2 separate regions of the Homo sapiens genome follow, and region 1 is linked to region 2. Evidence: chromatin loops called from intact Hi-C (ENCODE). Cell type or tissue: GM12878. All regions are shown on one strand. Links, peaks and the distances in the headings refer to the core of each region. The heading gives the core; the rest is flanking DNA. Region 1 has its middle 35 kb from the start of PPA2. Region 2 overlaps ARHGEF38 (Rho guanine nucleotide exchange factor 38).

Region 1 (15,523 bases), core at 5,902-10,901, 84 kb before region 2:
TAATTTATAATTTTATAATTTATTTTATAATTATTTATACTTTTATAATTAAATTTATAATTTTATAATTTTATAATTATATTAATATTTAATTACATATAATTGTTATATTATTATTTTATTATTATATTGTATAATTTTATAATTAAATTTATAATTTTATAAATTATATAATTATAAATAAGTTACTTTTATAATTTATAAAATAACTTTCATAATTTAATAATATGAACAAACCAATACAAATAGATACTTTACCAAAGAAGATACAAATAGCCTATGAGCACATGAAAAGTTGTTTAATATTATTAGTCATCAGGAAAATACAAATTATAACCACAGTGAGGTATCACTACATAGCCAGTAAAGTGGCTAAAATTTTTAAATCTAACAATGTTAATTATTGAAAAGATACAAGTAATTAAAATTATCATACATTGCTGGAAGAAATGAAAAATGGTATAATCACTGTGATAAAGAGTTTGTCAAATTTTTATATAGTCTATAAAAGGTACAAATTGTATTAATAACAAAGAGAACTAATTAGTCCTGTAGTCACATGTAATACCAAGTGGAAAGTAGCTATAACAGAAGATGAGCACACAATAACCAAGAAGAAGGCGTGCTCAAAAATATTTGAGTGGCCAGGTGCAGTGGCTCACGCCTGTAATCCCAGCACTTTGGGAGGCCAAGGCGGGTGGATCACGAGGTCAGGAGTTTGAGACCAGCCTGACCAACATGGTGAAACCCCGTCTCTACTAAACATACAAAAATTAGCCGGGCATGGTGGCACGTGCCTGTAATCCCAGCTACTCAGGAGGCTGAGGCAGGAGAATTGCTTGAATCCAGGAGGCGGAGGTTGCAGTGAGCCAAGATTGAGCCATGGCACTCCAGCCTGGGTGACAGAGCAGACTCTGTCTAAAAAAATAAAATAAAAAAATTTTTGAGTTAGCCAAATGTCTTAAAGAAAAATGTGTAGTCTCATTCTTGCACTTCAGGAAATCAAACTGTGACGAGGCTTTACAAATTACAATACTAATAAAAAAATTTTTTTAAGTTGTAATAATGCTAACGGACCAGGTCAATATGTTATGATGAGAAGACATGGATGACATTACTAACCAATGAATACTTCAGAAGTGCATCATTTTAGGAGAGACAACTGGTTGCAAAATTTAACCACAAAAAATCGTCATTATTTTGATTTTTAATCTACTTGGGAGAAACAATTAAGTTCTAGTCTCCATCCCATAACCAATTGATTGCTAACCCAGATCCTATGACCTTGGTTTGAAAAAAGTCATTTCTGTTTGTTTGTTTTTGTTTCTGTTTTTTTGGTGTTTAGCAAGAAAGATTACCACTTCTAGAAATATTAATTAAGCACAGTATTAGTAAAACTTTAGAAAGATACAAAATCAAGTATAGTAAAAACGTTATACAACAACAAAAGAAATATTGAGGCTATTAATCAAACTCATGTTATTATTTTAGAATAAATTTAAAGGTATGCAGAATAATAAGTTTTATAGTCCTTGTATTTGTGTATATTTTCTCTGCTATTTAAGATGTTTAGTCATACTAAATGTGGAATTACTATTTATCTTTTTAAAGTAAATTTAGTTAACCAAATTTAGCACTGATGTAAATATGTGAGTTTAGTAAGTAAACTAATATACGAATTTAATAAGCTAAAAATTAAACAAAGTACAAATACTTTTGATTGTTCCTCTCCATATATCAAAAAACCCTTACACAAAAAGAGACATATATAATCAACTACAAATATGTAGAGCTAGCCAATACATTCAGCTCAAAGCTAAACACCTAGCTCCTAGCACAAGTTAGTAAGAATTTGATACACATTTGTTAAATGAATATTACAAATGTTAAATGAATGTTACGAGATAAACTGTGGCAAAGGAAATGAATTACAGAGTTCTGGGTATATAAGCCATGACAGTTCCTACAAGTGTGTATTTGTTTTCTTTTTTCTTTTGTAGTAATCTTTACCCTAGCACTGGAAATATATGTATTTTCTAATAGCAACACAGAAGCGTGATGGATAGCAAAGAGAAGCTAACCTAGAATGTTCTCTTTTAAAAAAGAATAAAGCACAATTTGACTAACTTATATCTGGCAAATTACAAGTCAAATGTAACAAAAAATCTAGAGACAGTAGTTTTCTTTGGAAAGAAAAGAATCCTAATGCCAAATCTAGTACTTGGTAAACTAGATTAGAATATACGTTTACCACTACATAAAAAAAGCCAGTCACCATGACTGTGTTAAAATATATATTGCAATGAAAAAGTGAGGTGGCTACATTTTTTCATATACTTCTAAATTTGTTTCTTATTTTAGAAACCAGGAACAAACATAGATCACAATTATTTAAAAGTTCGATTCTTTTTTCCTATATAATGACCTCTAGAGCAGTGTTCTGTTAGTTATTAACTCAATCACTTTGAAAAGACGTTGAAAAGAAAATATGTTTCAAATATGTACAAGCATATTGTACATATTGTATACCCAACTTAGCTTTCAGAGATACAGTTTTGTATCTCAAAGAATATAAAATCTCACAGGGAGAAGACACAGTATTTCCATATTTTGTACAATCAACAAACATAAAAATCTTGAAAAATGCTATGTATCAATTAAAATTTAAGAGACTAAATTAACGTTTTATTTTTCCTAATACTCAGCTCGCCAAGGAAACTTGTTTCTCTTAGGTTCAGACCTTTGACACATCAGGAATTGTTAATTCTTATTAGTATCACCGAACTTTGCCTTTTTTGGAGCTGATGAGTTTTGCTGAAAGGGATCCATAAAATCAATTCAATACCTGTAAGAATGGTGACCATTCCATTTTGGTGAGCTTATTTAGGTCAATGAAAAACTCTCAAGTTTTGTCCTTTGCTTCGGCTCCAGACTTACTCAACATCACCAAAGTTGTTGAAATTACAATTTCCAGTATCTTTTTGTTTCCTGGCCACTTCTCTTCAGACTTGCTTAAATACACTTCTTTTGCCTCAACAGGTAGCTTTCAGGAAGTTATATATTCAGTAAAACAAATATTTTATTAGATTAGAAGAGGCTTAAGTGAAATATTGTCAAATGCTAAGAAGGCCCCTTTCATCATTAAGATCTAGTTTGTCCATATCTCATAATATCTATCATCCACTTTTCCTCCTTTCCCCATTCTCAGGCCCTTGTTACCTGTACTATTTTTTCTGGATAATTTAACTAGCCTCCTATGGCAGAGGCTTGTAACTACCTACTATTTTCCAGTTCTTCCTTAATAATAGAACCCCAAATTTATCTTGAATGGCAAGGTACCCAGCTAGTAAAATCATTCCCTAGCCTCTCTTGTAGCTAGGCATACACATGTGATGAAGTTTTTGCCAATGAACTTAACTCTCATGAACTCCAGTGAAGATGGAAACAAAAACGTTACAGAAGACTTTCTGAAAGACTTCTTGAAATCTACTGGGAATTGAGCCCATTTTGCCCTCCTCCATCCTCCTTCCTGCTGCATATAGAGTGGTAGTAATGGTCAGTGTGCCAATAGCCATCTTGGAAGCCAGCACTAGTGTGACGAAAGAATTCTAGACACCAGATGGCCATGAATCTATCATACTGGCTAGTCCCACTGCTGACTTCTCTGATTTCTTTTACTTGAAATAAAAGTAAACTATGGAGTTATAGTAGCAAATGGATGTCAGGCTCAAACAGGGTCACTGAGGACAGTTTTATGAAGGGACTCTGCAGGGGTATGAGCAGGGTTAAGGCAAATTAACAAGGGACAGTGAAGCATCCTGCTTTAGTTACAGCAAAGAAGCCTGTTTGCCCCTGGGCCAAAAGAGAGAGAGAGAGAGCAGACCCCAGGTTCCTGATAGGAGTTTCTTATGGCCTTCAAGGTAACACTCCTGGCAGGGAAGGACTCAGGATAATAATCACTCTGGCCTGGTTCTCTACCTGCTCTCATTTCTCCTGCTGTGTTTCCTATGGTCAAAATCAATAATAAATTACAGGGTAAAATTAGCCTCTTTAAATAGCCCATAAAAGTTAGCCATTAGAAGCACCAGGCACGGTAGAGAAGGATAGAAAGCGAATCTAGAGAAACAAATAGAAAATGTTCAGCACAATTGCTTAATTGCCTTCCTGCTTTCAAGCTCTCCGTCCCCCTCCACATACCCCCCAAATATCCACCCACATTTTACTATTATCTTCTTGAAGTAGAAACCAACATTATCATTTTCCTTCTTTGCTAAAAATTCTTCGGGGTATACTACTTATCTAACAAATCAAGTCCAAACCCTTTAACTGAGTACATAAGGCTATCACCATCTTGTTACAGTATGCTTTTCCAAACTGATTTCTCTGCAGTTTCCTATATGTATCATATGCTGCAACCAAGTCATAAGAATCACCATTCCAAACAGCCTGGGCTTTCCCATTTCCTTTGCCTGTGTTCTTCTTAGCTCAAGGGGCAGGACACTGCTTTCTTACTTTCTTGCCTTGAAAAACCTCACCTGTATTTTAAGGCATAGCTCAAAGTGTCATGTACTCTAAGAACACTTCCTGACACCCTGAGATAGGTTTTCCCCTTCCTTCTTTTGAATGTTAGCACTTTGTTTCTACCCCTCAAATTGATGGCCAAATACAGATTCCCTCCTGTACTTCCCACAACATGCTCCTTCTCAATAAATGGCCCCTTCATCCTGTCAGTCTCCCAAGCTACCACTTTGAAGTCATCCTTGGCTTTTTTTTCTTCCCACTTCCCATATCCAGCAAATCCAGGTTCCTATATCTTCAACATATATCCTGAATTCAACTCCATTACTACCTATCCTAGCCAACCACCTTCCAGTTCTTGCGGTGTTATTGCAATAGTTGCTTTCTCATCAGCCCTTACCTACTACTACTCTCTTATCGACATGACAGCAAGAGCCATTCTTTTAAAATCTAAGTGAGAGCATGTCACACCTCTGCTCAACATCCTCCACTGGTTTCTCATCTCATCAGGAATAAAAGCTAGAGGCCTTCCGATACCCTACCAGGCCCTGCCTAATATAATATGATCCTCCATGTCCCCACTGTTTCACATACCACCTCTCTTACTTCATAATTCCTGTCTCACTTACTCCATTCCAGTGATGTTTGTCCCATTGCTGTTGCTACACTCATCACACCTATGTCCTTCTCAAGTCCTTTGCACTTTCTCTGACCTAAGCATTTCTTCCCCAACACCCACATAGCTTATTCTTTGAATTCTTGAAGTTCTCTGTTCAATTACCACCTTTCCAGTGAGACCATCCCTAATTACAGAAGCCCATGTCCTCATCTCCATTTCCTATTCTCTTTACCCTACTTTCCGTAGCATGTATCAACATCCTACTTACTTTGCATGTAGTGGTAGTTTATATATGATCTCTTCCCTCATTATAATGTAAGCTCCATAAACCATAAGAATGTTATTCATTGACTCAACATTAATGCCTGGTACACAATAGGCACAAAGTACATGAAAAAACTAATCACATAAGTTTTTATTCTTTTTGTAAAATTATGTAATCCCTATTACTTTATAATAGAAATATAATGTGAGCTACATATATAATCTAAACTGTTCTAATTCTGACATTTTAAAAAAGTAAAAAGAAACAAGAAATTGATTTCCTATTTGATTTAACTCAATATGTCCAAATCATTATCAACATATAATCAATATAAAAGTGTTTGTGATATATTTTACATTCTATTTTTCACACTAGGTCTTCAAACTTTGGGGTGGTTTTACACATAGAACAGATCTCAATTCGGATTAGTCACACTCCTAGTGCTTAATAGTCACATGTATCAAATGGCTACTGTATTGGTCAGCACACAGAATAGCTATAATGGTGAAAAATTGCAAGAGAGGAAGAAAAAGTTCTAATATTCCAGCAAGTTCTGGGGCATGTGGCAAGTGAGGGAATGAAGAGTTTTCAATATGAAAAAACCAGAAGGAAGATGGAAACTATGAGAAATGTCCAGGATCAGTTAAGGAAAGCAGATAGATTTTTTTTTTTTTAGAACATCTGAAGTTGTAAGAGGATGTGTTTACATGGAGATAGAAGTTCCAGGGACAGAATGGGAAGAGTAGTTCACAAAGACAAGCATGGGTAATGAATTCAGAAGGAGGTGCAGCAGAGAGCCCTGCTGTTCAGGAAATGGTGGAAGGTAAGAGAGATGAGAAGACTGGCGGGCTACCTGATCCAAGGTTCCATATGGAACTCTGGAAGAGTGTTCCTTTGTGTTTGTTTGTTTTGTTTCTTTTCCTTTCTAGTATCAGTAGAGGCCAATTGCTGGGATAGCCATGGTCCAGTGAGCAATCACAGGCCTTTGTTCAAAATTTCAAGTTAATTTGTGGTTTTCTGAAAGTGGAATAACAGTTTAAGAGAAGTGCTTCATTAGAACTACAACTCAATGGAAGGGCTAGTACTTGTTTATCTATAATATTAATCATTTAATATTTTATAGATGGTTTCTTTACTCATAATTTAACCAAGAGTGTCATCATCTATGGCAGAGGAGAGGCAGGGTAATTTTCTTAGCAATTATTTCAGAAGTCTTGGCAAAAAATAAAGGTTGACACAAAGAAATAAAAAAAATCTGAATTTGAGGGGAAAAGAAAATTTAGTTCATTTCTCTCCTACTCACTATGCTACTTGTGACTTTTACAGTGATGGTATGGTAGAAGTGAACAGAAATGGAAAGTAGAAACATTGCCATTTAACTTGTATAGTTTTGCCATTTGGCCCACAAAAACAAAACAAAACAAAAAAAAAACTGATACTTTTTCTCATTGGATAGTTTTGTGAGTTCTTAGGAGACCCTCTGTTTGTGTCATCTCACATTTCCAGAAAGTCTTCTTGAGCGGTTCCTTGCAAGACAGCCAAAGTGGTCCACACTTGGCCCATGTGATACACGCATACATCCTTGCCCTACCAAATTGTCTCATTATAGCCTTGCCTTTTTCCTCAGCCATCATATGTCCTCTTATCCAGCCTCCCCTTTCATTTCAAAGTCAGAACTCAGAACACTAACACTGACAATTAGTGAAATTATTATTTGAAATTCCAAGTGAAGTGCTCTGTTTCTGTATAGTATTTACAACAATTTACTAAAGATGTTATTTTTTTCTCTCACTTCATTCTCGTAAGAGGTTAGGCTGAAAAAGAAACGGACAATTTTATTATTTTATTGTATAGAAAAAAATGGAAATTGTTGCAATTGCTGCTGTTGTGAATAAAGCTAGCTCATATTCTTAACAGCCCACCTTAGACTTTTTTTTTTTTTTTTTTTTTTTTTTTTGATACAGAGTCTTGCTCTATCGCCCAGGCTGGAGTGCAGTGGCATGATCTCAGCTCACTGCAGCCCCCACCTCCCAGGTTCAAGCAGTCTCCTGCCTCAGCCTCCCAAGTAGCTGGGATTACAGGCACCCACCATCACACCTGGTTAATTTTTGTATTTTTAGTAGAAATGGGGTTTCACCATGTTGGCCAGGCTGCTTTTGAACTCCTGACCCCAAGTGGCCCACCTTGGCCTCCCAAAGTACTAGAATTATAGGTGTGAGGCACCATGCCTGGCCACCAATCCTAGATTTTTGAGGCAGTCTTTTAATCTGGGTGCATGTTGGTCTCTCTGTCATCTATATTACACTGCTTTTCACAGCAGCTACTAGTAGTGGAAATATATAATTGTGTCTGGGAGTCATAGCAAATGAGATGAGCAGGAACAAGTTGGACCTAGTCCTGAGGGATCTAGCCATGCTAAGGAGTGTGGATTTTATTGTGAAGGCTTATGCCTTAGGGGATAAAAAGGAGAAAAGAAGGGGAGGGAAGGGGAAGGGAGGGGAAGGAAAGGGAGGGGGAGGAGAGGGAGGGGAAGAAAAGGGAGGGGAAGGAAAGGGAGGAGAAGGAAAAGGAGAGGAAGACAGGGAAAGGGAGCGGAGGAGAGGGGAGAGGAGGGAAAGGCAGGAGAGAGGAGGGGAAGGTTGGGGAGGTCCTCTGGTTTGCCTGATTGCTCATTTAATAACTATTTAATTTCTCTTCCTCTTTTTGCTGCCAAACTTCTCAAATGAGTCCTCTTTACTGACACTTATGTAATAGGATGTTATGATAGGGCTTCTACTATTTTATCAGTTTCTGAGTGAGGCTCTAAACTTGAGAACAAAATGTTTTATTATCCACAAATTATAAAAAGACTTATCATACTCTCCATAACTAAAGAGTGACTCAAAAGAGGCAGCCTAAAAATTAATCAGGTGATTTGTCCCCAGCCTACCTTGATGAGGGGAGACTTAAAGATTCATAAAGACAAAAAAGGACTTTTTTACAGGAAAAATCATAAAGGCTGAATATGAAAACAAATAATGGCCAGATTGTATATGTCAAAAGAACTCTAACTCACGTCTGCAACAATCAGCCAGAAAAGCCAAACCACAACCTCTGTAGCAATTGGTCAGAACAGTCAAGACTTGATCAATGACTGCCAGCTTCTCTATTTGTTGTTGTTGTTGTTGAGACAGGGTCTCACTCTGTTGCCCAGGCTGTGAGGGTAGTGGCATGATCTTGGCTCACTGTAGCCTCAATCTCCCAGGCTCAAGTGATCCTCCTACCCCAGACTCCTGAGTATATGGAGGTTAATTTTTAGCCCCTTCGAGCCTGGTTAATTAATTAATTTATTTATTTATTTTTTAGTAGAGATGGGGTTCTGCCATGTTGCCCAGGCTGGTCCAGAACTCCTGCACTGAAGTGATCTGCCCACCTCGGCCTCCCACAGTGTTGGGATTACAGGTGTGAGCCATGGCGCCCAGCCACTTCTCTACTTCTTGCCCTATTTCAACTCAGGACCAGCCAGAGAAAGCCAAATATACTCCTCAAACCAATCACATAAAATGCTGCACTTCTAGTTTGCCTTCCTCTGGTTTCCTTGGGCCAACAGTTTCAATCAGCATACTTGAAAGGTTTCCCACTCTCCTGCCTGTCTGCCTTGAGTCTCTGCCAAATGTAAATGATGGTGGCTGACACATCTGCTATAGCAAAACTCTAAGTAAATAACCTCACTTCTCATTTGGGTGCCCTTCATTTATTTCCACAGTTGATAGAGTGTTAGGACGTTTCTCCTCTCCTCTGCTTGGGGAACAGAACAGGGTGCTCCCCCATAAGCTACAGCCAAAGGCCATGGAGGCTGACACCTCACTCAATTCCAACAAATGTCTAAAGGGGAAGCTCACTTTGGCTTCTGTGTGGAGGATAAATTATTAAGAAGACATGACTTCTCAGCAGCATATGATGTAACTATTTTAAGGCTTATTCTACTAGATGGCCATCTTAGAGGCTATTGCCATCATCAGAGCAAAAAGAGCTAGATGAGCAGTATTAATGGCAGTATATTTTAGAGATAGAGCCTGTAGAATCTACTGATTAACCGGAGGGAGTTGTATGGCAAAAAGAAATTAAGGAGGCTCTCAAGTTGGGAGCCTCAGCAGCTGGATGGATAAGGTCATAACTGAAATTGGGAAAACCTGTGGGGAAGTGAATTTGGAGAGCAGAGAGAAAAATCAAGAGTCCTATTTTGTCCAGTCCAGTTTGAGGTACCTATTAGACTTCAAAGGGATACACCAAGAAGGTAGTCGGGTAAACATGATGAGACATCAGCTGTGTTACTCAGCACTCTGGGTTTCATTCCCATTCCTGCTGCTTAGAAGGTGGGTTTCTTTGGTTGACTTTGTTAACTCCCTGAGCTCCTATTCCCTTATCTTTTATTTATTCATTCATTTATTTAAATTTTTTAGTTTCATTGCTTTTTGGGGAACAGGTGGTATTTGGATACATGAGTAAGTTCTTTAGTGATGATTTGTGAGATTTTGAGCATCACCTGAGCAGTATACACTGAACCTAATTTGTAGTCTTTTATCCCTCACCCGCTTCCCACCCTTGCCCCCTGAGTCCCCAAAGTCCGTTGTGTCATTCTTATGCCTTTGAATCCTCATAGCTTAGCTCCTACTTATGAGTGAGAACATATGATGTTTGGCTTTCCATTCCTGAATTACTTCACTTAGAATAATAGTCTCCAATCCCATCCAGGTTGATGCCGATGCTATTAATTCATTCCTTTTATGGCTGAATAGTATTCCATTGTGTGTGTGTGTGTATATATATATATATATATATATATATATATATATATATATATATATATATCACAGTTTCTTTATCCACTTGTTGATTTATGGGCATTTAGGTTGGTTCTACATTTTTGCAATTGTGAATTGTGCTGCTATAAACATGCATGTGCAAGTATCTTTATCATATAATGACTTCTTTTCCTCTGGGTAGATACCCAGTAGTGGGATTGCTGGATCAAATGGTAGTTCTACTTTTAGTTCTTTAAGGAATCTCCATATTGTTTTCCATAGTGTAGAAGTGTTCCCTTTTCACTGCATCCACGCCAACATCTATTAATTTTTGAGTTTTTTAATATGGCCATTTTTGCAGGAGTAAGGTGGTATTGCATTGTGGTTTTGATTTGCATTTCCCTGATCATTAGCAATGTTGAGCATTTTTTCATATGTTTGTTGGCCATTTGTATATCTTCTTTTGAGAATTGTCTATTCACATCCTTAGCCCACTTTTTGATGGGGTTGTTTGTTTTTTTCTTGTTTTTTTAGTTGAGTTGGTTATCAGTTCTGGATATTAGTCCTTTGTCAGATGGATAGGTTGTAAAGATTTTCTCCCACTGTGTCAAGTGTCTGTTTACTCTGCTGGCTGTACCTTTTGCCATGCAAAATCTCTTTAGTTTAATTAAGTCCCAGATAATTATCTTTATTTTTATTGCATTTGCTTTTGGGTTCTTGGTCATAAAATCCTTGCCTAAGCCAATGTCTAGGAGGGTTTTTCTGAGGTTATCTTCTAGAATTTTCATAGTTTCAGGTCTTAGATTTAAGTCCTTGATCCATCTTGAGTTGATTTTTATATAAGGTGAGAAATGGGGATCCAGCTGCATTCTCCTACATGTGGCTAGCCAATTATTCCAGCACCATTTGTTGAATAGGGTCCTTTCCTCACTTTATGTTTTTGTTTGCTTTGTCAAGGATCAGTTGACAGTAAGTATTTGAGTTTATTTCGGGGTTCTCTATTCTGTTCCATTGGCCTATGTGCCTATTTTTATACCAGTGCCATGCTGTTTGGGTGACTATGGCCTTATAGCATAGGTTGAAATCAGATAATGTGATGGCTCCAGTTTTGTTCTTTTTGCTTAGTCTTGCCTTGGCTATGGGGGCTCTTTTTTAGTTCTGTATGAATTTTAGGATTGTTTTTTCTAGTTCTGTGAATGATGGTGGTATTTTGATAGGAATTGCACTGAATTTGTAGATTGCTTTTGGCAGTATGGTTGTTTTCACAATATTGATTCTACCCTTCCACGAGTATGGGATATGCTTCCATTTGTTTGTGTCATCTATGATTTCTTTCAGCAGTGTTTTGTAATTTTCCTTGTTGAAGTCTTTCACCTCCTTGGTTAGGTGTGTTCCTAAGTATTTTTTTTTTTTTGCAGTTATTGTAAAAGTGGTTGAGTTCTTGATTTGATTCTCAGCTTAGTCACTGTTGGTGTATAGCAGAGCTACTGATTTGTGTACATTAATTTTGTATCCTGAAAGTTTGCTGCATTCATTTTTCAGTTCTAGTAGCTTTTTGGAGGAGTCTTTAGAGTTCTCAGCAAACAGCAACAATTTGACTTCCTTTTTACCTATTTGTATGCCCTTTATTTGTTTTTCTTGTCTGATTGCTCTGGCTAGGACTTCCAGTACTATGTTGAAGAGAAGTGGTGAAAGTGGGCATCCTTGTCTTGTTCCTGTTCTCAGAGGGAATGCTTTCAACTTTTTCCCTTTAAATATTATGTTGGCTGTCGGTTTGTCATAGATGGCTTTTATTACATTAAGATATGTCCCTTGCATGCCAATTTTTTTGAGGGTTTTAATCAAAAAGGGATGCTGGATTTTGTCAAATGCTTTTTCTGCATCTATTGAGATGATCATGTGATTTTTGCTTTTAATTCTGTTTATGTGGTGTATCACATTTATTAACTTGCGTATGTTAAACAATCCCCACATTTATTGACTTGTGTATGTTAAACAATCCCTGCATCCCTGGTATGAAACCCACTTGATCATGGTGGATTATCTTTTTGATATGTTGTTGGATTCAGTTAGCTAGTATTTTGTTAAGGATTTTTGCATCTATGTTCATCAGGGATATTGGTCTGTATTTTTCTTTTTTGGTTATGTCCTTTCCTGGTTTTGGTATTAGGGTGATACTGGCTTCATAGAATGATTTAGGGAGGATTCCCTCTTTCCCCATCTTGTGGAATAGTGTCAATAGGATCAGTACCAATTCTTTGAATGTCTCGTAGAATTCAGCTGTGAATCTGTCTGGTCCTGAAATTTTTTGTTGGTAATTTTTTTATTACCATTTCAATCTTTCTGCTTGTTATTGGTCTGTTCAGGGTATCTAATTCTTCCTGATTTAAGCTAGGAGGGTTGTATCTTTCCAGCAATTTATCCACCTCCTCTAGGTTTTCTAGTTTATGTGTGTAAAGATGTTCATAGTAGCCTTTAATGATCTTTTGTATTTCAGTGGTGTTGGTTGTAATATCTCCCATTTTATTTCTAATTGAGCTTATTTAGATTTTCTCTCTTCTTTTCTTGGTTATTCTTGCTAATGGCCTATCATTTTTTTTATCTTTTCAAAGAACCAGCTTTTTGTTTATTTATCTTTTGTATTTTTTTGTGTGTGTCAATTTCATTTCGTTCTACTTTGATTTTTGTTATTTCCTTTTTCTGCTGGGTTTGGGTTTGTTCTTGTTTCTCTAGTTTCCTCAGGTGGGACCTTAGATTGTGTATTTGTGCTCTTTCAGACTTTTTGATGTAGGCATTTAAGGCTATGAACTTTCCTCTTAGCACAATCTTTGCTGTATCCCAGAAGTTTTGATAGGTTATGTCACTATTATTGTTCACTTCAAATAATTTTTTAATTTCCATCTGAATTTCATTTTTTACCCAATGATCATTCAGGAGCAGGTTATTTAATTTCCATGTCTTTGCATGGTTTTGAGGGTTCCTTTTGGAGTTGATTTCCAGTTTTAGTCCACTGTTGTCTGAGAGAGTACTTGGTATAATTTCAATCTTCTTAAATTTATTGAGACTTGTTTTGTGGCCTATCATATGGTCTATCTTGTAGAAAGTTCCATGCATTCGAGAATAGAATGTATATTCTGTGTTTGTTGGGTAGAATGTTCTGTTAAATATCTGTTAAGTCCATTTATTCCAGGGTATAGTTTAAATCCATTGTTTCTTTGTTGACTTTCTTTCTTGGTGACCTGTCTAGTGCTGTCAGTGGAGTATTGTAGTCCCCCACTATTATTATGTTATTGTCTTAGGTCCAATAGTAATTGTTACTTATAAGTGAATTCTTATAGGGAATTGCTTATAAGTAATTCTTATAAGGAATTATAGGGAATTACTTATAAGTAATTCTTAGGTCCATTACTTAGGTCCAGTAGTAATTGTTTTATAAACTTGGGCGCTCCAGTGTTAGGTGCATATATATTTAGGATTCTGACATTTTTCTGTTGGACAAGTCTTTTGTCATTGTATAATGTCCCTATTTGTCTTTTTTAATTGTTGTTGCTTTAAAGTTTGTTTTGTCTGATATAAGAATAGCTACTTCTGCTCACTTTTGGTGTCCATTTGTATGGAATGTCTTTTTTCCACACTTTATGTGAGTCCTTTGTATTAGGTGAGTCTCTTGAAGGCAGCAGATAGTTGGGTTGGCAAATTCTTACCCATTCTGCGATCTGTATCTTTTAAGTGGAGCATTTAGGCCATTTACATTTCAACATTAGTATTGAGATGTGAGGTACCATTCCATTCATCATGCTATTTGTTGCCTGTATAACTTGCTTTTTTTTTAAGTGTATTTTTGTTTTATAGGTCCTGTGAGACTTATGCTTTCGATGTGTTTCCATGACTTGTTTCAAGATTTAGAGCTCCTTTTAGCAGTTCTTGTAGTGGTGGCTTGGTAGTGGCGAATTCTCTCAGCATTTTTTTGTCTGAAGAAGACTGTATCTTTCCTTCATTTATGAAGCTTAGTTTCACTGGATATAAAATTCTTGGCTGATAATTGTTTTGTTTAAGGCGGCTGAAGATAGGGCCCCAATCTCTTCTAGCTTGGTGGGTTTCTGCTGAGAAATCTGTTGTTAATCTGATAGGTTTTCCTTTATAGGTTGCCTGATGCTTTTGCCTTACAGCTCTTAAGATTCTTTTCTTCATTTTGACTTTAGATAACCTGATGACAATGTGCCTAGGTGATGATCTTTTTGCAATAAATTTCCCAGGTGTTCCTTGAGCTTCTTGTATTTGGATGTCTAATCTCTAACAAGGCTGGGGAAGTTTTCCTCGATTATTCCCCCAAATATGTTTTCCAAACTTGTAGATTTCTCTTCCTTCTCAGAAACTCTGATTATTCTTAGGTTTGGTCATTTAACATTATCCCAAACTTCTTGGAGGCTTTGTTCACTTTTTTCTTACTCTTTTTTCTTGGTCTTTGTTGGATTGGGTTAATTTGAAAACCTTGTCTTCAAGCTCTGAAGTTCTTTCTTCTGCTTTATTCCCTTGTCTTTTAAAATTGGCATAATGATAATGAAGAAAGCAATATTTAGAGTCTTAAATTTCCCAACTCTAATCCAAAACTATTTCACTCCACTGCTATCTTCTTATTCCCCAGGTATCCATTTGCTGCCTTTTATTTTTATTTTTATTTTCTTTTAATTTTTTTAGAGGCAGGGTCTTGCTCTGTCACCCAGGCTGGAATGAAGTGGTGTGGTCATAGCCCACTGCAGCCTTGAATGACTGGGCTTAAGCAATCCTCCTGCCTCACCCTCCTGAGTAGCTGGGACTACAGGTACATGCCACCATGTCCAGCTAATTTGCGTGTGTGTGTGTGTGTGTGTGTGTGTGTGTGTGTGTGAGATGGAGTCTTGCTCTGTTGCTCAGGCTGGAGTGCAGTGGCACAATCTCAGCTCACTGCAAACTCCACCTCTCAGGTTCAAGCGACTCTTGTGTCTCAGCCTCCTGACTAGCTGGGATTACAGGTGAGCACCACCACACCTGGCTAATTTTTGTATTTTTAGTAGAGATGAGGTTTCACCATGTTGGCCAGGCTGGTCTTGAACTCCTGACCTCAAGTGATCCACCTACCTCGGCCACCCAAAGTGCTGGGATTACAGGCATAAGCCACCATGACTGGGCGCCCAGCTAATTTTTTAAAAACTTTTTTGGTAGATACAGGGTCTTGCTATGTTGCCCAGGCTGGTTTCAAACTCCTGGCTTTAAGTGATCTTCACACCTCAGCCTCCCAAAGTACTAAGATTACAGACATGAGCCACCTCACCTATTTGAGAATATGTCTATTATCCT
Region 2 (15,523 bases), core at 4,897-9,896:
GTCGACGATCAGGAAAAACTTCCTTCTCCTTGCTAGGATCCCAAATAATTCATAGATTAATTTTATAAGGCATAGAAGGTTTAGAACCTGGAAAAGCAATGTCAGAGCAGTTTTTCATCAGCATCATTTTTATTTTCAAGGAAACATTAAGTGATAATTGGGCAGTGTCCATACTGGTTTGTCAGCTCTCTTACGCATGAGATTTCCTCCTGTGCTCTATTTCACATACTCCAGGAGTAAAGGACGTCCCTCACACCTCTCTGCCCTCAGTCTCCCCCACCCCCACCCAATCATTTCACTATGTATAATACATCAAAATATTATGTTGTACATCTTGAATATACACATTTTTAAAAAGAAAGGGCCACAATGCAGCCTCCTCACTGCAGCTCCTCTCATAAGGTGTCCTGTCTTCCTCTTTCATATCCAAAATAATTCATTGTAATGACACGTGATTGTAACTTGCTTTTTCAAATCTGGGGCACTGAGAGGCAGGCTGCTTCTACTTTCCAATGCAAATATTACAAATTAGGCTGGTGCAGTGGCTCACACTTGTAATCCCAGTGCTTCGGGAAGCTCAGGTGGGAGGATTGCTTGAGCCCAGGAGTTTGAGGCTGCAGTGAGCTGCAATTGCACCACTGCATTCCAGCCTGGTTGACAAAGTGAGAACCTGTTTCTGAAAACAAAAAACAAAAAAACAAATTAGCAAGCACCCCCAAATTCTCATAATATAGATCAGGATTGGAGGGCTACAGGATATCTCATGCATTCATTCTCTCTCCTTGAATAGATTATCTGTTCTTATATAGCTCATGTGGATTATGATTTATGATTATGATTATTATTTTGAGACAGAGTCTCATTCTCTCGCCCAGGCTGGAGTGCAGTGGCACGATCTCGGCTCACTGCAAGCTCCACCTCCCGGGTTCATGACATTCTCCTGCCTCAGCCTTCAAAGTAGCTGGGACTACAGGAGTCCGCCACCACGCCCGGCTCTTTTGTTGTATTTTTAGTAGAGATGGGGTTTCACCGTGTTAGCCAGGATGATCTCGATCTCCTGACCTTGTGATCTGCCTGCCTCGGCCTCCCAAAGTGCTAGGATTACAGGTGTGAGCCACTGCTCCCGGCCTCATGTGGATTATTTCCTTAGCACTAAATAGCCCAAATCTCATAAAACCATGTGGTTTTGGATGCTATTTGTCAAAACTTCCTGCTTTCCTGATGAAGGAGGGATTGGTAGGCGATAAATGGTTCCAAACATACTCACCTGTGGGTCTGGATTGTCCAAAGATCAACCTAGTATAGCTTCCAAACTGATGCTGGAATTACTCTCCACAGATGTTTGAATATTGAGTCTCTGCCTTAAATGCTGAAGTTAGTGGACCAGAGAGAGAGCTCATTACTTTTTAAAGTGTCTGTTCACATTCCTGGGGCAGTCTCTTGACATCACACCATTAACTCTTCTGCTATATTGTTTCTCCAGTTGTCTTAGCTTTGTTCCCGGAGTCAGCCAAGAAAACACTGTTTATTTTCACTTTCATACATTGTGACCTGTACATTTATTTTTTACTGTACAGACTCTTTATAGGCCCTTTTGTAAAGTCCCACATTCTCAGGGAATGTGTCAACATTGAAGATGTCTCATATACCAGTTACTAGAATCATGTTAACTTTAAATGAAATATAATTACTTCTGCAACTGCAGAGACTAAGATGAAAATTAAGCTTCAAGCTTGAAGCAAATCCATTTACACACACTCTTACATACACAGACTCACACACTGCCCTGATGTTTATCGCCACTTTGATTTCATGGTCTGTGGTCTGGTTTGTGGCTTCCAAAATTTTACATTGCTCTGGGGAGCTCGTCCTTGAAGATACTTAGCTTTCTTACTTGAATACTTCATATAAACTTTTGCTATGTGTGAGGCTTCCCATTTATCTCATTATCTCCCCAGTACTGTGACTTTTTAAATTAAAACTTTCTGTTCGACAGTTCAAGAATTTTGAAATAACAAGATATGCTTGGTATAAAAGATGAACCATGAAAAATTTCAGTTGAAATTTATTTAATCCACCACTTCTTCACTCCTCATGGATTCTGATAGTGAATTGAAAAGAAAAACTCCAATCATGCAATTGTTTTCCATTTCATTGAGATTTGGATATTACCCACTGAGAATGAGAGGTAATTGTTTTTAATAGCAGTGACAAAATTCATTTTCATTTACTAATTAAAGGCATTTCATTTACTAATTAAAATTCTTCCCTTGATTTAAAAGCAAATGTGAACGGAAGTTGTGAACTGTTTTTTTTATACATTTGATCTCCAGGCTGAATACCGGCTTTATAGGCTAAGCTACAACAATGGGATATTTTAAAGAAGCCACGATAATTGAGTATCATTTAACTCACTTGTTAGAGGAAGTTCGCTCCCACTTTTCTTCTTGCTTATAGTTTTGTAGGGGAATGTCCATATATCACTTCCTAAGAAAACATCATGAGGATACCTTCAGCCTTTTTCCTTGTTAACAAAGTCCTTCGAAGGCGTTGTTTGTAATGAAGGAAAAAGAAACCTCAGCAGAATGCCTCACCTGTATATGTTTTCATTTAACAGAAAAGATGACTCCACAGGGTGAGTGTTCTGTAGCTGAGACCTTAACCCCAGAGGAAGAGCATCATATGAAGAGGATGATGGCAAAGCGGGAAAAGATCATTAAGGAGCTGATACAGACAGAAAAGGATTATCTCAATGATCTAGAGCTGTGTGTTAGGGAAGTGGTTCAGCCCCTGAGAAATAAAAAGGTAAATATATATTTGAGATTTTTTTTTCTCTCCCATATCATAAATAGGATCACTAGCACCATGAAATTGAAGCACTCAGGTGTATCAATGGGATGATGTGCCTTTCTCCCCAAAACAGCACTGTTCTCAGCTCTGGGGTTACAGTTTAGTACAAAACAAAGTCCTGCCCTTGTGGAGTTCACTTTCTAGTGCAGAAAAGGAGGAGTCAGACAATACACAATAAATAAATAAGCAAACAAAATTAAGATATGTTATATGGTGTGAAGTATGGCTGAGGAAACTAAAGCAGGGAAAAGGAATGAAATAAGGGGACAAGGCCGGGTGCTGTGGCTCATGCCTGTAACCCAGCACTTTGGGAGGCTGAGGTGGGAGGATCACCTGAGGTTCGGATTTCAAGACCAGCCTGGCCAACATGGTGAAACCTCATCTCTACAAAATTACAAAATACAAAAAATTAGCTGGGCATGGTGGCACACGCCTGTAATCCCAGCTACTTGGGAAGCTGAGGCAAGAGAATTGCTTGAACCCGGGAGACAGAGGTTGCAATGAGCCAAATCGCGCCATTGCACTGCAGCCTGGGCAACAGAGTGAGACTCTGTCTCAAAAAAAAAAAGAGAGAAAGAAAGAAAAAGAAAGAAAGAAGGAAGGAAGGAAGGAAGGAAGGAAGGAAGGAAGGAAGGAAGGAAGGAAGGAAAGAAAGAAAAAAAAGAAAGAAAGAAAGAGAGAGAGAGAGAGATGGGGACAAACGAGTGGTCATTCTATTTCAAATAGAGTGGCAAATGAAGACTTTTCCAGTGGAGGACATTGAGCAGAGAACTGAAGGAGGTAACAGAATGGTCCAGGCAAAGTGGAATACAAGGGCAAAGACTCCAAGGAGTGATAACTCATCATTAGGGTTGTAAATACACAAATCAAACAATATAGAAAAACAGAAGCTAGAAAGTGAAAATGATCAGAAATTCCACGGTCAAAGAAAATTACCATTAACACAATCAGACATATCCCCTCAGACATCTATTTGAACACTTACATATACATATACAAGCACATATATTTTTACATAAATGTGATCAAAACTACAAATAATATCTTGTAACATACTTGTTTCATCCATAAATCTGTTACATGTATCTTTTTATGAGTACTAATATTTTTCAATATCTGTCTACTATTACAGTGGTTGAGATGTTTTGGATGTTTGTTTCCTTATATCCTTAGAATAAATTCCTAGAAATTAATTGTTAGGTCAAAGGGTATGCATATTTAAGATTTTGAATAAAATGGACAACTGCCAAACAGAAAGTCAATATGATTTTAATATTCATTCCTATTAATAATGATTCAGAGAGCATTTTCTCTGCATCCTCTTTAATGCTGAGACTTGTTGATTTCATAAATGTTCTTTTGATTCCTTCTGATAAATATCTTCTCATATATTCATTGGCCTTTTCTGTTATTCATATCCATGTTTTTTGCTGTTTTAAAAAATGATGGTTTAATATTTTTCTTATTATTTTATAAGAACTTTCTGTGTATTAGAGTTATTCTTTTTCCATCCCACATGTTGCAAATAATTTTTCTGGTAAGTCTTTTGGTTTCTAACCTTGTTTAAGATGTATGTTTATTTTGTTTTTGCCATGTTTAGTCAAATATATCCAACTTTATTGATTCTGAGACATATTTTAATATTACCCATGATTATAAAAGCATTGCTAGCCTGTCATGCCCCCAACTATTTACAACATTCAGGAGCAGATTTTATATTTCTTAACACAGTACTCTTCTCAGATTTTTTTGTTTTGTTTTGTTTTGTGACAGAGTCTCGCTCTGTCACCCAGGCTGGAGTGCAGTGGCGCTGTCTCTGCTCACTGCAAGCTCCGCCTCCCGGGTTCATGCCATTCTCCTGCCTCAGCCTCCCGAGTAGCTGGGACTACAGGTGACTGCCACCACACCCGGCTAATTTTTCTGTATATTTAGTAGAGACGGGGTTTCACAGTGTTAGCCAGGGTGGTCTCCATCTCCTGACCTTGTGATCCACCCGACTTGGCCTCCCAAAGTGCTGGGATTACAGGCGTGAGCCACCATGCCCGGCCTCAGAAATATTTTTTAAAAAACCATCTGGCCTACATATTAGGGAAAACCAGTATAGGTCAAGGCACTTCTGACACAAAAATTGTTTTTTGGTCTAAGACAATGTATAAAGAGGAGTAGCAAAGAAGGCATGGAAGCCTTTTCTTACACAGGAAGTCATCTTCAGTTTGCCTCATGACTTTTATTTAATGCTTACTATATGTCAGATCTTGCTCCAGGCACTTCATTAGCATTCTCATTTAATCCCCCACAGTTCCCACGCCAGAATTACCAGACACTTTCTGAAAACCTGGAAATTTCTTATTCATGATGTAAGAGTAGAAGTAATATTGATGGTCGTGATAAAAATTTGCTCTTTAGTGTCATTGCTACGTATATAAATGTTTTCTGCTGTGTTTTCTTTATTTTATTAACATATAAACCAGATGTATTTGATATAACTGCTATTCTGGCAGATATCAATGGTTACTAACATGTTCATTTACATACTTATTCAAATGTTGATTTTAAATGCACATAGCATCAGACTCTGTCACTACCTTTCCTTATGGTACAGTCCTCCCTGTCAACTCTTATTCTTTGAAAAATTTGGAACCTAGCCCACTGTGTCTATGTATTCTCACTCTCTCGCTCTCCTCCTTAATTCTGACATCTTTTTTAGGTAATTTCAATATTCATGCAAATAACCCATGCAACATTCGGGCCTCTCAGTTCTTTCACTTTTTCATATCCAACAATCTTTCCTCAATCCCATTCAGCCACTCACGCCAGGGTCATAACCTAGAACTTGCCATTACCAACAACTTCATCCCCTCAAAATCAGAATTTCAAGCTTACTATTCTCTGATGCCCAAGCCTACTCCCACTGGTACGATTTCTGACAACCTTCTGATGGCACCGAGACCTCCAAACTATGGACATTACTACCATTTCTCTCTTCATCGGGCCCAAAGATGCTTTAATTTCTATGGGTCCTTCATTATAATCGCTCCTTGCACACGACCTCAATTCCTTTTTCTCTCTTTCTTTCCATTTACTTCCCTGCAACAACTTACTCGAGTGAAGTTCAATTTTTCGTCTACTTCACACCTTTACCTGTGCAGCAGAATTAATCTCTTATAAAATTCATGACCACTTTCTACTGGGGCCCCCAGTAATGTTTCTGAGGAGATTCTCTCACATTCTTTTCCTCACATGTCAAACACCCCTTTTTCTTCTCTCAGCTTATGCCCTTTTCCATCATTTCATAAAGAAACTAGAAACAATAAGATGTGCACACTCCCAACACCAAATCTACCAACTTACTGCATCTCTACCTATATAAGTTGGCTTCCTCCTATTACCGGAAGCAATGGTTCCCGCTTCTAATGAAGGATGACCTCTCTCTGCTAGTGCAGTGGATTCTATCCCCTCAGACTGAAAGGTTTTACTCCAGTCTGTGTCCTTTCTCTCTCCTGAATAATTAGTTTACCCTCCTTATGGAATCATTCATAGCACTATTATCTACTATCTTAAAAACCAAAATCAAACACAAACAAACCAAAAAAATTGTTTTCCTCGATCCTAAAGGAATCATCTATATTCATTGTCTATTTTAAAATTAAATATAAAATATTTACTAGGTATAAGAACATTTGTGACTAAAACATGTTTCAAAATAAGCACAATTTATCAAAAATCTGTCCCTGCGATTGGCTAATGATCAATATAAAAAACAGTAAAAAACACGCCCAGTTGCAGTGGCTCACACCTGTAATCCCAGCACTTTGGAAAGATCAGCACAACCAGGAGGATTGCTTGAGGCCAGGAGTTCGAGACCAGCCTGGGCAGCATAGGGAGACCTCATCCCTATTTAAAAAAAAACAGCCAAGTGTAGTGGCTTGCTTCTGTAGTCCAGGCTACTCAGGAGGCTGAGGTGGGAGGATCACTTGAGCCCAGGAGGTTGAGGCTGCAGTGAGCCATGATCACGCCACTGTACTGCAGCCTGAGAGACAGAGCAAGACCCTGTCTCCAGAAGAAACAAATAAACAGACAGACAAAAACATCAAATATACAAGAAAAGTCTTTCTTTGAATTCTTAGTCCACATTTGTATCAAATGGACTAAGTTTACCTTATATGAAAATGTTGCCAATTTAAATAATCTGCTACATTGGTGAGTCAAACTAGCCCCGCTAAAATGAATGTCATTGATAGCTGTATTCTTATATATTTTCTCCAATTCTTTTTTGTGCTTTTACTTTTTGTTATTTTTCTTTACTTGTTTTTGGCTTCCTATGAAACTCTTATAAGCAGTTCTCAGAATTGGTGTCTTAGACCATGCCAGGTAAAACTTTTCCATTATGGTAACATTTATGGTCGTTTATTTGGCACATTTGGCTTTTGCTCTCAATACTGTGAATTACAATTCTCAAAATTCTAACTCACATTTTCTAGGTTGTTTTATTTGAATTGTTTATAGGTTGTTGATTTTTCACACTTTGACCTTGTTATTTAGCTATCTTTCAATGCTGTCTGCTCTCTGCCTTCCTCATTGTGGACTTTAATTTCATTCTATTAGTTCTCTCCACTAAGGTAATAGCAATTCTCTTAAGGTTCTCAGAATTCTCATGTCAGATCTGCCTTTTTCCCACTTCTCAAAACTTTTAACCTTTGATTAAGTAAATAAATGTTCGGGTACTCATATGACTCTTATCAGCGTTTATATGAGTGCTGAGGTAGTTAGTTGACACCACCAGTTCATTCAGTTCACTACCTTTTCAATGTTCGTTAGTTCTTTCCTGTTCTCACTTCCCTTCTGGACATTTAACTACCAGTGTCTTTGAGCACAAACCACCTGTCATCACTGTCAAAATGTGTAGATTAACACATACAGTTTTCAGATAACTATAGCAATAATCTGTAAACCAAGCTTAGCTAAACCTGGGGCAACATAAATATTTTACAACTACAGGTTAAGCTAGGAGAGAATTTGGGTATCATCGGATTCATCATCTTTTCTCTATACAAAATCAAACTCAGACCACTCCCAGTAAAAACAAAACAAAACAAGTCATTTTATTTAAGTGAAAATTGGATGAAGGAAGTTGAAAACTGAGGAAAGTACCAGAAGTTCCTGGCTTAACTGAGTCACCTTGTATGAGTGAATCAGTGTACAAATGAGTGATTAGATCTAGCCCTTGACTGACAACTGTTCTGTGACAATCGTGCTGTAAACTTTAATCTTAACTTCAAGGCTTTTCTATGTCAGACCTTTACCGAACTGATAATACATCAAACTCAGCAGTTACACATCTTCTTTAATAGCAGCACTGTGAGAGGTTTTGCAAAGAAGGCAAACGTTATCCACATCAGTTAGTGTTGAAACATTTAGTGGGAAAACAGGTTCTAGTTATTTATTATCCAAACAGGGCAGTGAGAGATACTCTATGTTTTTGGCTATAAGTCAAAGTAAATCAAACTAGAGTAGACTAATCTAACAATGGAAAGGGCAAAAAGTGATTGAAAGGAATAGCTGGAGGAATTTGAGTACTGTACTTATTTTTATTTTTCTTTGTTTTTTAATTATTTTCAGTTGCTAAAATTCACATAGTGCAAATCTACCAAAGATCTCAAGGGGGCTATAGAATTCCTCAGCTACTCGGTTTCCTCCCCTAGAGGCAAACTCCATTACCAGCATCTTTTTACCCATCCAATGATATTTCAAGTGTATGTGTTTGAATGCACACTTGGTAGATTTTATTTCTATAACAAGAAAGTTATGTGTATTTATTTTGAATTTACTCATATTTGGTTTAATCATGTGCCTTATGCTCAAAAATTTGTGTTTTCTAAAAAATGGTTTAAAATATATATAATTTTGTATTGACAGGAATTCAGTTGGAATTTTCTGTTAAAATTTTGATATACTATATGGCAACATTATATAAATAATTTTCACTAGAAAAAATATATAGAGGAAAATAATCACCTGTAGTCTTGCCACTTAGAAATAAGCACAATAATTATTTTGGCTTATTGTTTATACAAACATACTGAAATATTTTCTGGAATAGGAATTATACCATACACAGTTGTCCCTCAGTATCTACGGGGCACTGGCTCCAGGATCCACCAAGAATACCAAAATACATGGAAGCTTAAGTGTCTGACGTAAAATGCAATGGTTACATTTACACATAACCTACACACATCCTACTGTATACTTTAAATCATCTCTAGATTATTTATGGTACCTAATACAATGTAAATGCCATCTAAATTGTTGTTATACTATATTGTTTAGGGAATAATGATAAGAAAGAGAGTCTGTTCAATACAGATGCATTTTAAAAAATATTCTTGATCCACAGAGGACTGATTCCATAGACATGGAACTCAAGGATTCAGAGGGTTGACTGTATGCCATTATGGAATATTTTCCCCTGATGACAACTATATATTTACACATTTTATTTTCAGCCACAAATAACAAATATGAAATTGAAAATTTAAAAAAACTTATTAAAATAAGGGACCATAAATTTGATGTTCATGCTCTCTCTCAATTCAGAGTCCTTGAATGTAAAATGGTGCCTATTACCAGTGTTATCAGTCATACCTAGGTTAGCAGTGGGCTGTTTCAATGTCAGGATGGTGGGGAGTATATTGAGCAATGGTTCTGTGTGACATCCTACAAAATCTCTCCCTCAGGGTCCAAAGTGGGTGAGGAAAGCCCTGGGATAGGGAAACACAAAAGAGAGGGAGTTAGGGAGGGAAAATTCTTAGCTGGCCGCTTTTTCAAAGGAGCAAGGGAGGGAAGGCACTCCAGGGCTCAGGCATTCAGCTTCCTGCTTGTGCCCCCCACCCCAAACCAAGTTGCTGTAGCGTCAGCCATCATACCAACCCTGTCAGAGAAGGCTGCGTGTGAGGAGGGCTCACCAACTCCCTGAGAACACAGTATAGATCCAAGTATCCCTGAAAGGAGACAGGGAGGAGGGGAATATAGATGTACTATAATAATAAAAATACTGTTCAAAGACCATAATACAATGAAAATTTATATATAATAAAGAGATAGCCAAAGTCCCATTGACTTCCTATGCATTTTAAGCTATATTTACTGCTAAAGTATTCAGTGAAACTTGTATATCCCTTTGCTGTGTTTTTCATGGCTCTTCCTTCACCAGAGTGAGCCCATTGCCGTCCTATACAACAGGAACTGCAGCTTCAGCACGTCATGGGAATCTTCCTGAGTTCCATATCCTGCCCTCTCTTCCGATGTTTTTAGCTGGTTGGGCATCCCTGGTGACCGTCATGACACCTCAAAGCTAGGTTCTACCTCTATATCCAGCCCCTGGCTGCCTTGCTGTGGAACAGCACTCCCAGAAATTATACAGTGCATAGCGGCTCTGCAGCAGCCCTGATGCACTGCTTACTCGGCTCTAAATTTTAGTGTCACTGCCTAGATGCACTCTCTGAGATGACCCTCAGTTCTATCTGAATACTCTCACCACCCTTCTCTCCCAGCCCAGCTCCTCAGACCCCCAACTTGTCCATAACAGGAATTCAGACAATGAAATGTAATGAAATTTTGCTACTTTCATTGAGCAGAGGACAGAATTACTGTTACAGTAGCTCACTGAAATACAAGATAAAAGGACCAAGGCAAAAATATTTTATCTAGTAATTATCAAAATATAGCCAGTTTTCCTAGATAGATAGGTGGATAGATAGATAAATGAAGCTTCTCAAAGTTATTTGCTAAAATTTTGCCCACATAACAAATAGAAGAAACCAGATGTAAGCAAATATCTTTGGGAATGAATTTTCGATGGTCACAGAGGACTCTTGTCAAAATTGTTTTCTCCAGCTGTCACCTTCACTAAAAGACATTTACTGTTTCCAGGAAGAATGGTCTTTCATTTTTGCTTAATAGGCAACCATGGAATTCTCTCTCTCTTTCTTTTTAAATCACCCAGCTACCCTTCCCATCTCTGTTCACTTCCAGAATTTTCTGATTGTAGTCTGGGCCTGAAAACACATTTCATCTTGGCTCACTGACCACAACTTTCTTAAAGTTGGCTACTCTCTAAAACTCTGTCTCTTCCATGAAATTGCCCTGAACTCAGTGGAGTTAAGGTATTGATTTCTCACAGACATGTCTTATTTATGCAAACAATTGCCTTATGCCATTTATAATATGTTCTACCCCACAACATCAAAATCCAATGCACACATTCTATTGTTTTGCAGGATGTTAGCCTTGGGGGAAACTTGGTAAAGGGTACATGGATCTCTCTGTTTCAATTTTTTTTACAACTGCATGTGAATCTACAGTTAATTCAAAATAAGAACTTTAATTAAAAACATAATGCCCTTATTTTCTCTATCTTCCTCCCTTTCTCTCTTTAAATTATCCTTTTAAATACACATGTAAAATTTTACATGTAAGGATAAAATTTTTCCTCTGATCCTTTACCTTGTTTACTCTCCCAAACTTTCCAATTTTTTTTTTAATATATTGTGTTTTCAGAGGGGTAGAGACTACGTTTAAGAATAAGGGTACACATTCGGTTGTTTGGAAGAAATTTTATGATGTATAAAACAACCTCCTATGTATCTTGGCTGTTTCTCACGCTATGCTTGAAACACCAGAAATCCATGTAAACTGTAAAACAAACTGATGAAAAAGCCAAGTCCCTTTCTCCACTTCCATCTCCTATTCGATCCAGCCCCACCCACTGTAGAGTAAGGCAGTTCCTGAGGTCAAACTCCTCAGTCACAAGACCTCACAGACTTTAGTGAGTACAGATATCCAAACCAGGCTGATAATTCCAAAGTAAAAGATGCCCTAAAAGCCAGAGAAAAACAGGGATTTTGTTCACTACATTAAATAAAAATCTGAGAAAACCAGAGCAATTCCTGCCAAGTATAATTAAGATGCTGGGAGAAATGACTCAAAAGAAATATACCTGCCTTTCTCATTCTACTTTGTATTGGCCTTTCTGAACTAAGGTGCTGACTTGAAAATGTTATACTCTTGCTGGAAGTCTGCTTTAACTATCAATACAAATATTCTTCAATCCTTTACAAATACCGATTTTCATGAAGAATAAGATACATTACAACAAAAAATCCTGTAATCTGTATGACCAGGTTAGAACTCCATTTTTTTTTTAATCAAAGACTTGATTTTCACACTTTCTGTGGAATCCTAGCATTTATTATATAGTCTGGGCCATTGTTTCTCCATAATAAGGCCAGATACCTGAGGTCTCATAAAGTCAGAAAAAAAAAACTCAATAAAATTTTTCTTGATTTTATGTAAGTGTGTTAATAAGGGCAGTTCCTATGTGTTGGAGGTTAAAAATGTGAAATGTTAAATTTAAAAATAAAAGTCACAGTGTTGCCAGCCACAATGTGACTGTGTTAATACATAATATCTAACTGGCCTCTTTCTCAAGTACTGACACTGAGTCATCACACTTCACTTACTTTCCCATTTTCCCCTGGAGGGACGTTTCTGTTTTGTCAACCTGGAAAACACATAGTTTGCTGTCATATTGGATTCAGATTTAGTTGGGTATGAAAGTGATACATCAATATTCTAGTATGTGAATTTTCTTTTTATGGGAAGGAAATCTCTTATCTTTGCTTGTTCAGAAAGTCTCAACTCAAAAAAATGAGGCATTCATTTTTATCCTTGTACTGTAGTTTTATGATAGAAACTGTCCTCCTTGTTGTTACATTTATAAGCACCTCCTAAGCTCCTTTTTAGGACAGCTTCAGTGCTCTCTAATTTTTATAATCTATAGTCCAGATCGATCAGAATCTGCTGGACCAAGTGAGGATAAAAATGAATGCATTTCCCAATTCAGTGCAGGATTTGGGATGCCCAGAATTGAAAAACATAGATGTGTTAAGCGGATCTGTTTTAATATCCAGAAAAGTCATCCCTCAGCCTGGGCAAGATGATCTTGTGCTCATTACTTTACTTCCCAGAATGGAGATGATGCATAAACCACAATTTTAATTTGCTTTTTTTTGTGCATGTGTAGAATAAGCGACAAAATTTCAGCGGCTGTGATTATTATAATATTGCCATAAACCTCTCTAATGAAATGCCAGCAATGTTGAGACAGCTTTATTCAGGCATAGGTCAAAATAGCCATGCATATCAGTACAGGGCGATAAATCCTGGACTCCAAACAATAACACTGGGCCAGAAAGGAAGCAGATATTAAGGAAACAATTATTTTATTAATATGCACTTATGTAAGGCACTTTAGACACAGGCAAGGTAGATGATTACATGAGTTAATTAACTAATTAATTTTAGGTCATTTAGAGTATGTAAGGACATATGAAACACATTTTTGTGTCATCAAAAAACTAAGAATCCCTTGTGAGAGGCCTCTTATAGCTATGAGAAGATAACTTGTAATGCAAAGTGATAATTGATAAGTGTAGACAATAAGTGCAATTGGAGTTCAGAGAAGGGACAGATCACTTCCAGACAGATTAACTGAGCTATATTTCATGAAGAATGTGATATTTTAGTTGAATATGCAAATTAAAAGATTAAATGTTTGTCAAGTGCCTATTGCATGCAGTGCCTGCTCCTGAGCTCTGCGTGGGTATCAAGAAAATTTATGTCACAGTCTTGCCCTAGTAAAGTCTATAATGTGGCCAAGAAAATGACTCATAAACATATAAAACACAAATAACAATCAAAGATCTATTTCAAGGCAACGCTAGAAGTGATCATGACAGAAGGCAGTCATGATTAGTTGTGCTCATTAGTTATGCAAACAATTAATTGCTTTAGACATTAGCAAAAGGAGGCACTCACTTCCCTGACCTGTTGGCAGCATTTGACAAAAACAGTGCCTTCTGTCTTCCAGGACTCTACACACTCTTTGTTCTCCCCCTACCACTCTGGCTGCTGCTTTTCAGTCTCCTATGCTGGTTAATCCTCATCTATAAACACTAAAGTAATTGAGGGCTCCGCCTGTGGTCCTCTTCTCTCTTTTGTCCACATTAGCTCTGTTGCAAATCTGATGTAGTTCATGGCTTTAAATCCCATCTACATGCTGGTGATTGGCAAATTTTTATCTCCAGCCTAGACATTTTCCCTGAAGTCCTCCTTTGTTTCTCCAATTCCCCACTCAAATCTCTACTTAATTGTCTACAAGCCATCTCCAATTTAACATGTTCAAAACTGAGTTCCTAATTTCCTCTTTAAAACTTTCTCCCTTGTATTCTATCTCATCTCAGAAAATGGCAGCTCTACCTTCCAGTTGCTCAGGCAAAAATCCCTGGAGTCATCCTTAACTTTTTCTTTCTCTTAATTCCCATATCAGATCGATCAGCAAATTCTTTAGTTCTGCCTTCAAAATTTATCCAGAATTAGACCATGTCTCATCTCCTTTCTTACTTCCACTCTGGTTCAAGAACCTATCAATAACCTCCTGGATTTTTACAACTGTCTTGTGACCCATCTTTCTTCCTCTACCCTGTTTCAACCAAGCAGCCAGAGTGATCCTTTTAAAATATCAGTCAAATTATGTCACTCTTCTACTCAAAACCCTCCAATGACTTCCCCTCTCACTCTGATTAAAACCTAATATACTCATGATGACCTACAAGGTCCTACAGGGGCTGGCCCTCATTCTCACTGATGTCATCTATTTTTACCTTCTGACCTCTTCACTCTTTCTTGAACAAACCAGGAGCACTGCTGTTTCAAGCTCTTTGTTCTTGCTGTTTTCTTTGCCTTGAATGCTCTTCCCCAAAATAACTTCATAGCTTGCTACTTCATGTCCGTCAAGACTTTACTCAGTAAATCCTTCCTTCACCACCTCAATCTATCTTAGACTGGATTCCTCAGAAGCAGAGCCTGATAAAAGGATTTTAGATGGTATTGATTTGGGAGATGATACCCTGAAATAGCAGTAAGGGAACAGGGAAATGAGACAGAGAAAGAAGACAATATAGGGTACATTAATGAGTGGGTTAACTCTGTGGCCAAATAGGGCTCATTTCCCACTGGGAGCTTGGGGAGGCTGTACAGAACACATTGTCCTATGGGAGGAGTATTTACCCTCCTCAATTCCTGTTAGACATTGGCTAAGGGATGCTCCTGGGGGTGTTAATTCCTGGCACTTCTAACCTTGCCTGTGTGTAGGCAGAGCAGGCATCAGCGGTCAGAGAAAGCCTTTAGGTAGAAAATCAGAGATGCTTACACCAGAAGGCCCTTCACATGTCCAAGAATATTCAGAATCAAGGAGATATAAGTAAGGCATTGCCAGTGCTGCAGCCTCCCCAAAATTCCGTATCTTCCTTTTGCTGTTTTTGTTTTATCCCTATAACATTTAACCCTATATTTAATACAATATATTTTCCTTACTTATCTTGTTTACTTTTTTCCTTTATGAATCATGAATTTTGTCTCATTTGTTCACTGCTATATCCCCAGCACCTAATACAGTGCTTTATACATGAGCAGCAATAAATACTTATGGATTGAAAAAGAAATGAGTGGATGAACAACTTCAGGATGGGTAAGTGATCCAGGAAGTCTTAGAGAAGGGATGGGATTTGCACTGAGTAAACATTGGTTAGGTGGAGGCAGGGTCAGGAGAGCA

The links. A loop is a pair of places that touch in the nucleus more often than their neighbours do. Peaks named below come from ENCODE experiments on the same cell type or tissue, not always from the same donor. Only the 100,000 strongest peaks of a DNase experiment are listed, where the experiment ranks them.
Region 1: a loop joins it to region 2, with 5 times the contacts of the local background. A loop is called at or near these places in 1 of 110 quality-filtered maps.

The regions. Positions count from the first base shown.
Region 1 is chr4:105,501,410-105,516,932 of GRCh38, forward strand. No RefSeq gene overlaps it. Among named protein-coding and RNA genes, the nearest start is that of PPA2, 35 kb to the left of the region's middle. In GM12878, for the core only: no CTCF peak of the experiment used is centred there; a DNase peak (open chromatin) is centred at 8,112.
Region 2 is chr4:105,586,631-105,602,153 of GRCh38, forward strand. It overlaps ARHGEF38 (Rho guanine nucleotide exchange factor 38), which reads left to right. Exons shown (of 14, transcript NM_001242729.2): 2 at 2,618-2,805. Among named protein-coding and RNA genes, the nearest start is that of ARHGEF38-IT1, 33 kb to the left of the region's middle. In GM12878, for the core only: no CTCF peak of the experiment used is centred there; DNase peaks (open chromatin) are centred at 7,661 and 8,061; H3K4me3 peaks cover 602 bases; H3K27ac peaks cover 1,621 bases.